Linked DNA regions of Homo sapiens: region 2 is linked to region 1. The links are chromatin contacts, found by Hi-C or POLR2A ChIA-PET in ENCODE. All regions are on one chromosome and are shown on one strand. Each heading gives the region's core, a stretch centred on a gene start or an enhancer-like site at or near the end of the contact. The rest is flanking DNA. Distances are from core to core; before and after follow the strand shown. Region 1 overlaps AATK (apoptosis associated tyrosine kinase). Region 2 overlaps BAIAP2 (BAR/IMD domain containing adaptor protein 2).

Region 1 (3,299 bases), core at 713-3,212:
GCACTGTGAGGTTCTAATTATTGTAGCTTTTGACGCTGGAAGGGCAGATTTCCTGTCTGTGCTTTCTTTTTCCACGCTGTTAGCTTCTTTCACCCGGGAGCTTCATCTAAGGCAGTGTCTTTAATGGGCACCAGCACGCTGGACTTCGTAGCTTGTGATTCACAGGAGCGAGCTGGGCTCTCAGACTCTGCCACACTCTCCGGTGTGGATTTGATGAAGACAGAAGCTTTAGTAACAGTGAAGGCGAACTCCTCCCACGCTGGAAATGTGAATGGCCGGGGGTGCGGCACTGAGAGTGGGTGGGCGGCTCTCAAGGGAGCCCTGTGGGCTCCTGCGGGCCCCCTGCCCGGCCCCCTTGCCCCTCCATTGTCCCAGCTGCAGCGGCCCCGCCTGGGGGTGCCTCCAGGGGCCACTGTGTCCTCTCGGCCACCCACAGGCCTGCTCTTCCCTGATGATGTGGCCACCCTCTCCCCAGGGTCCTGGCTACCTTGCCCCAGGTGTGAACACCCGACCAGCACAGAGCGATGGGGAGGGCAGTGTGGGGCTGGGACAAGGGGCCTTGACCTTTACCCCCAGGCTCCTATCTGCAGCTTTGCTGATCCTGATCCATTTGTTTGTGTGATTTGGGGACATTTTGGGGGCATTTTTGGGAGGTGTGGGCCAGGCTGGGTCTGTGCAAGAGACGCTGGCTGTTGGTGCCACAAAAGGTGAAAGAGGCTGCCTCGGGGAGGGGAGTGAGCCCCAAGTTCCTGGAGGGGTGCACTTAGCCACTTAGCAGGAAGCTTCCTGAAGGGCCGAGCGGGGACAGGGGTGGGGGCAGAGAGCCACACCTTATGTGCTGGCCACCCTGGCCACCCGTCCCTGCAGGAAGGCAGCTTGGGTGGAGGAAGCATGCAGGGGCAACCCTGGGCACCGTGCTCACCCTGGGTGCACCTGCTGTTGTGGGGGGAATGGCTGGGAGCCTTGGAACCTCAGACTGAGCTAGCATGTGGGGGTCACGCCCGCACCCACGGGGCATGCATGCCAGGCACACCCGACGGGTGAGCAGAGCCTGGAGCCCCGGGCAGGCAGGGCCCAAGGTTCCAGAAGAGGCAGTGTGGGTGGAGAGAGTGGAGGCCTCGCCTTACCCCGTGGGGATCACACCCCATGGCCACCCACCGTGGGGCCCCTGGACTCCACACAGTCCTGGCCTCATCAGGGGTGGGGATTGCTAACTGTGGGGCGACGTGCTGAGGAGAGAGGCTGTGAAGCCAGAGGGGTCGAGGAGGCTGGAGGACCAGGTGTGGCCACGGGAGGCGGGGCTGCATGGCTGGGGGAATTGGGGCTGCGTGGACACGGGGGGTGGGGGCTGCATGGCTGGGGGAAGTGAGGCTGCGTGGACACGGGAGGCAGGGGCTGCGTGGACACAAGGGGTGGGGGCTGCATGGCCCCAGGCAGAGCTGGATGGGGTTGAGGGGAAGTGCATTTGGACCCAACACAGAAAACTTACTAGCTCTTGGCTTTGACCAGGGCCACCCTGTGCTGCAGTGAGCACCCGGTCCTAGGGACAGCCCTGTAGAAGCTGGGCCAGGTCAGGTGACGTGTCCTGGGACTCCAGGGTCCCGCACAGGCTGCCTGGGACCTGGGGCTGCTGCAGGCGGCTTCCGCCTGGGACGTGTGCACGTTGCGGGGGTGGGGGCTCATCGAGCCAGGTGTGGCCAAGGGCTTGGGCTGTGGGGCCACTCTCAGGCTCAGCCAGGCCACTCTCGGAACTCTCCCGTGGCCTTCGAGGGAAGGCCGTGTGCCGGCAACGCTGCGGACGGCAGCACCCCAAGCTGGGATCCCCCAGCTCTGTGCTGAGTAGGCGCCATCCTGGACCACGCCTGTGTTTTGAGCTCAGGCCACGCTGTGCCTGGAGCTGGCCTCCCTGTTCCTCTGTGTGTGGCCCAGAGTCCCAGGAGCCTCCTGTCCTTTCCACTGCGTGTGTAAAATGGCTGAGAGTGCCACCTGGTGGGCGTGAGGGTCACGCCGATGATGCGTCCACACCTCCGTGGATAGGGTGGTTACAAGTCAAGTGGACTTTGGGGGACGGGGACAGGGAGGCTGGCTGGCTGGGGCGGGGGTGGGGCTGGGTCCTTACTGCTCAGGGAGGCTCACAGGTGAGAAGCCACTCCCAGGAGGGTGGGACTGACTCAAAGCCGGCAGCCTGTTGTGGGGGTGTCTCCACCCCAAGCACCTCCTTCTCTTCCCTGCTCTTGGTCCCCTGCCAGCTCCCTGTGGCTGGCTCTGCCTCTTCCCACCCCAACCTCTCAGCAGAGCCAATGCTCCAGAGCTGGACAATGGCCAAATAGACATTAACTTTGAAACTGGAGGCCAAGGCGGGAGGATTGATTGAACCCAGGAGTTTGAGACCAGCCTGGACAACATAGTGAGACCTGTCTCTACAAAAAAATGTAAAAATTAGCGGGTGTGGTGGTGCAAGGCTGTGGTCTCAGCTACTTGGGAGGCTAAGGTGGGAGGATTATTTGAGCCCAGGAGTTTGAGGCTGCCATGAGCCGTGATTGCACCACTGCGCTCCAGCCTGGGTGACAGAGCAAGATTCTGTCTCAAAAAAAAAAAGAAAAGAAAAAAGAAAAAAAAGAGCGGGCCTGGTAGCTCATGCCTGTAATCCCAGCATTTTGGGAGGCCAAGGTGGGTGGATCACCTGAAGTCAGGAGTTTGAGACCAGCCTGGCTAACATAGTGAAACCCCATTTCTACTAAAAATACAAAAATTAGCCGAGGGTGATGGTGGCAGGTGCCTGTAATCCCAGCTACTTGGGGGGCTGAGGTGGGAGAATCACTTGAACTGGGGAGGTGGAGGTTGCAGTGAGCTGAGATCATGCCACTGCACTCTAGCCTGGGTGACAGAGTGAGACTCTATCAAGGAAGGAAGGAAGGAAGGAAAGGAAGGAAGGAAGGAAGGAAGGAAGGAAGGAAGGAGAGGGAGAAAGAGAGAGAAAAAAGAAAGAAAGAAAAAAAGTAAGTAACTGCTGGCACTAGAGGCCTCTAGGGTTAGCCTGGGCAGAGTCCTTGAAGCTGACCTGGACCTGCCCCCAGCGCGTCCAGCCACGTGTGCACAGCAGATGTACCCTCACCACCCCACCTTGGGACCAGCTGGTGCCAGGCCTGAGCCACTGCATCTGAGCATGTCTTTGAGGACTGATGGCGGCCCTCTGGGGACCTGCCCAGCCACCAAGCTTTCCATGGCACCCCCACCCTTGCTGGGCCTGTCTTGTGTCCCAGGAGGCACAGGGGTTGGGGGCAGACACCACAGAGGCT
Region 2 (3,746 bases), core at 291-2,790, 71 kb after region 1:
GAACCTGAGAGAGAGCGTGAATCTCAGAGACAGTGAAAAAGACTGGGGGAGGGAAGAGCCTGGGCCTCGGATGCTCTCAGCCCAGGGTTGGAGGCAGATCTGTGCAGATCGTCGTCCTCATCTGCGAGGGCAAACAGCAGCTCAGACCCTGCCCGAGGGTCCCCAAATGCTTGACTCCGAATCCCAAATGGAGCATAAACAGCATTTCATGATGATTTCAGTTAACACTCTGCTTAGTCAGTTAAAAGATCATTTCTACCAAAGCACGGCCCGAGACCAGCTTGGTGACTGCTCCCAGGAAGAAGGCTGGCGGCCCTGGCTGAGCCCAGGGTGAGGGGAGCAGCACAGCCTCCACCTCCCCACCCCGGCCTGGTACTCCTACAAACCAAGAGGTCCGAGTATCTGAAAGGCACCCCAGGTGGTAAAAGTTCTGAACTCCTGGGTAACCAAGAGACTGCACAGGAAGCTGGGACCACAGTGGTGGGGAAGGTCCGAGAAGGAGGCTTCGATCTCTGAGGAGCAGGGGTGCTGAGCCCTGGCATGGGGAGGGGCCGCTGGAGGGTCATGGGGACAGAAGGCCCCACGCCACCTACGAAGAGAGCTTCAACCCACTGGGGCCACCAGGGCCCCAGAGCAGGTACCCTCCACCTGCTACCTGTCTGCTGGCTGGGGGTCATCCTGGAGGTGACAGGCACCCAATACCCAGGGCTGTGGGAAGGGGCTCCAGGCCAGATGCCATTTTCTCATCAGGGAAGCGTGCATGTTTGTACCCGGCACCCGGGATTAAATCAGTAAGATGCAGGCTCATGACCACAGACAATGAGGTCCGTGAGGCCCACGGGACAGCCCGGCCCCAGAGCAAGGACTGGGGGTGTGTTCACCTGCTCAGCAGACAGCCCCACTCTGACACCAATGGCCCCTTCTCATACACCCACCTCCAAGCAGAGGACGCTGGGCGAAGAGGTCAGGAAAAATGAAAGAAAGGCAGAGCCTGCCAGACAGCGTCCGCCCGCCTGTGCTCAGAGTGGGAGGCGTGGCCTCTGGGCGCAGGTGTCTGCAAAGGTTGAAGACCCCACGGACTTGGGTCAGCACCTGCCAGAGCTCTCCCAGGAGGGTTAGCCTCCTTCTCGGACAGGGGCCAGGAATTCAGGAAATGCCAGGTTCGGGTGGGGACGTGGAGACGGCTGTGAGGCTGTGGCCCAAGTGGGGCCTGGAGCAGATCGTCTGCTCTTGGCACCAAGGTGAAACTGACGAGTGTGGGCGTCAAACAGGGCAGGAGAGTTTTCCACTGGACCCTGAGAAGTGCTCAGGTGGCCACAAGGCATGGACATAGGGACACTGAGGAGAGCCCCTCCTGTTCCCTGATTACATGGGTCAGGCCGGGCTGCGCAGGAGGAGGTGAAGGAGCAGGAAGCCGGAGGGAATCAAGGAACATTGTTGTGGACTGAGGTGGGGCCTGCGCAGGTCTCCCAACGCTGCCCTGGGGCACTCCAGCCATCTGGGAAAAGGGAGTGGCAGCCCTTGGGCAGGTGGAATGCAGATGGCCCAGCCCACCCTCCCCAAGCTTCTGAGGGCTGGAGCCAGCCGGGGAGGGCACGGCACCCACAGCCCGCAGGGAACCCCAGCCCTACGTGGGCGCTCGAAGGAGGAGCAACAGGACCAACACAACCACGATGATGGCCCAAGAGACTGGGAAGGCCGGGGAGGCCGGAAGCAGAGGGGGAGGGGGGGATGATCACGGACGAGAGGAGAGGCAGCAAGGAAATGGAACAAGATGCCCCAGACTCTGCAGAGGCATAGACCTGCATGCTCCGGCGCCTCCGTGCCACGCTGGAGGAGGGGACCGGCCACCCACAAGGCCCTACTTGGCGTGGGAACTGCTCCAATTCTCGGCTGCCTCCTGGACAGAGCTCGGATGGCAGAATGTGAGCCACAGCAGCTCGTGGCGGTGCGGGATGGTGCGGAGAAGGCATCCGACCCCCGCGCTGAGTCTGCCGGGAGCTGGACGTGAGTCCCTCAAACAGAGGCTCAGGGACGGACGGGCGCTGCTACCGAGTGGTCAGGGTGCTCTTTTTGGCCAGTGGACACTGAGGGCACAGAAACACTCGTTTCCTGGATATTTCTGTTGCTTCCGGAGGCACTGGAACTCTTCTCCTTTCTCTGCTGGTGGAAGAGGGGCTCTGTGCGAGAGGTCAGCTGCTCCAAGCTGGCTGTGAGCATGCATCACCTTCCAGAGCCTTCTGAAGTAGCTATCCACAACTCTCAATTATCCTGGTGGCTTCCAGAGCCCAAAGGCACCTCGAGAGCTCATCACCACCCACCTGGGCAGGGCTCGAACAGAGCGCCCTCATCACGGGGAAGGACAGATGGCCAGGGGGCTGACAGGACATCTTGCTATCAGAGCCCCCACAGGGGCCAGGGGACCAGATCCAGTGCTGACCCAAAGCCCAAGGACGCCACCTCGGGGGTGACTCCCAATCCCGCCCCTTCTCTCTGCTGCCCTCCAGCCACCAGCTTCTCCTTGGGAGAAGCAGAGTTCTTCTCCCACCTACAAAAAAGGCAAAAATGGAATGTGGCCAGCGGGTAACCAATGGGGGAAAAAAAAAAAATCAATGTCTGTGTTGCCATGGTGATGACGGTAGCTGACGCTGCTTCCCCACACACAGTTCTGAAACCAAGCAAGTCCAAAGAGCCACCTTGGTGTCAAGGCTGGGTCAGCATTCAGATCTTGGACATGGGGGTGGAGGGAGAGCAGAGGCCGAGGCTGCCTTCTGTCATCCACCCCCACTGTCCTGAGCCACCACTCCAACCCGCCGGCTCCAAGGATGGGCCCTGGACCAGCAACGCACCATCACGCTGGGATCAAGGACCCTCAGGCCTGCCCGGGCCTCTGGCACCAAATCTGCTCACACACTCCCAGCGTCCCAGGCAGACGGGGGCTCCCGGGTCAGCGGCCATCCACCCGGGGTGGCTGGAGTGGAGGCTGCAGAGGGCCCCTACGTGACACACAGGGGTGGAGATGAGGCTCTGCGGGGGCTGAGCTAACCCGACACCTTCTCCCCACGGGTTGAGCGACCTGGCCAAGCCCAGCTCCCACAGCTGCAGCGGGACAGGCACGCCAGGGCCTTCTCCTGCCCCCGCGTCCACTAGGAACCCCTCTGCAGCAACCCTCCCTGTGCCTCTCTCCTCCCTCCAAAGCACCTTTTGCCTCTTCCTTTGCCCAGTGTCCGCAAGGAGGTTTAAGGTCTGACGGGGCAGAGGGGTTTCTTTCCACATTTCCACCTCCCTTTTGGCCACAAGTGACCAAGGTTGCCCGGCAGAGCACATTCAATACCCAGCCCGAAGGCTGCCTGGACGTCCGCTCAGTGTGGAGGGCAGACCCAGGCCACAGCTTGGAGCAGGGCCTGTTCCTTTCTTCATGGGCAAATTTGCCTTGCAAGACCAACCTCTGGCCAGGCACGGTGGCTCGCGCCTGTAATCCCAGCACTTTGGGAGGCCGAGATAGGAGGATCACTTGAGTCCAGGAGTTCGAGACCAGCCTGGGCAACAAAGCAAGCTCTTGTCTCTACAAAAAGTTTAGAAAGTATACAGGCGTGACAGCACACACCTGTAGTCCTGGCTACTCAGAAGCTGAGGTGGGAGGATCGCTTGAGCCCAGGAGGCTGCAATGAGCTATGTATGACTGCGCCACCACACTCTAGCCTGAGTGACAGAGTGAGACTCTGTCTCCAAAAAGGGGGAAAAGA

What was found. Hi-C counts contacts between places; a loop is a spot of excess contacts on that map. ChIA-PET counts read pairs that join two places held with the same protein, here RNA polymerase II (POLR2A). Pooled maps may share reads with other maps.
Region 2: POLR2A ChIA-PET joins it to region 1 with 16 read pairs in Panc1. The contact joins two enhancer-like sites. A Hi-C loop is called at or near these places in 3 of 50 pooled maps. POLR2A ChIA-PET finds 5 or more read pairs at or near these places in 2 of 52 experiments (Panc1 and WTC11).

What each region holds. Positions count from the first base shown.
Region 1 is chr17:81,141,579-81,144,877 of GRCh38, reverse strand. The region is part of intron 1 of AATK (apoptosis associated tyrosine kinase); the gene reads left to right. Among named protein-coding and RNA genes, the nearest start is that of MIR1250, 9.9 kb to the right of the region's middle. RefSeq lists an enhancer at 1,271-1,771 and a silencer at 2,038-2,087. Within about 2 kb of position 1,962, at least 2 of the 41 ENCODE cell types and tissues checked have a DNase peak (open chromatin) inside an H3K27ac peak, as active enhancers do.
Region 2 is chr17:81,069,963-81,073,708 of GRCh38, reverse strand. All of the region lies in intron 3 of BAIAP2 (BAR/IMD domain containing adaptor protein 2), which reads right to left. Among named protein-coding and RNA genes, the nearest start is that of BAIAP2, 37 kb to the right of the region's middle. Within about 2 kb of position 1,540, at least 6 of the 41 ENCODE cell types and tissues checked have a DNase peak (open chromatin) inside an H3K27ac peak, as active enhancers do.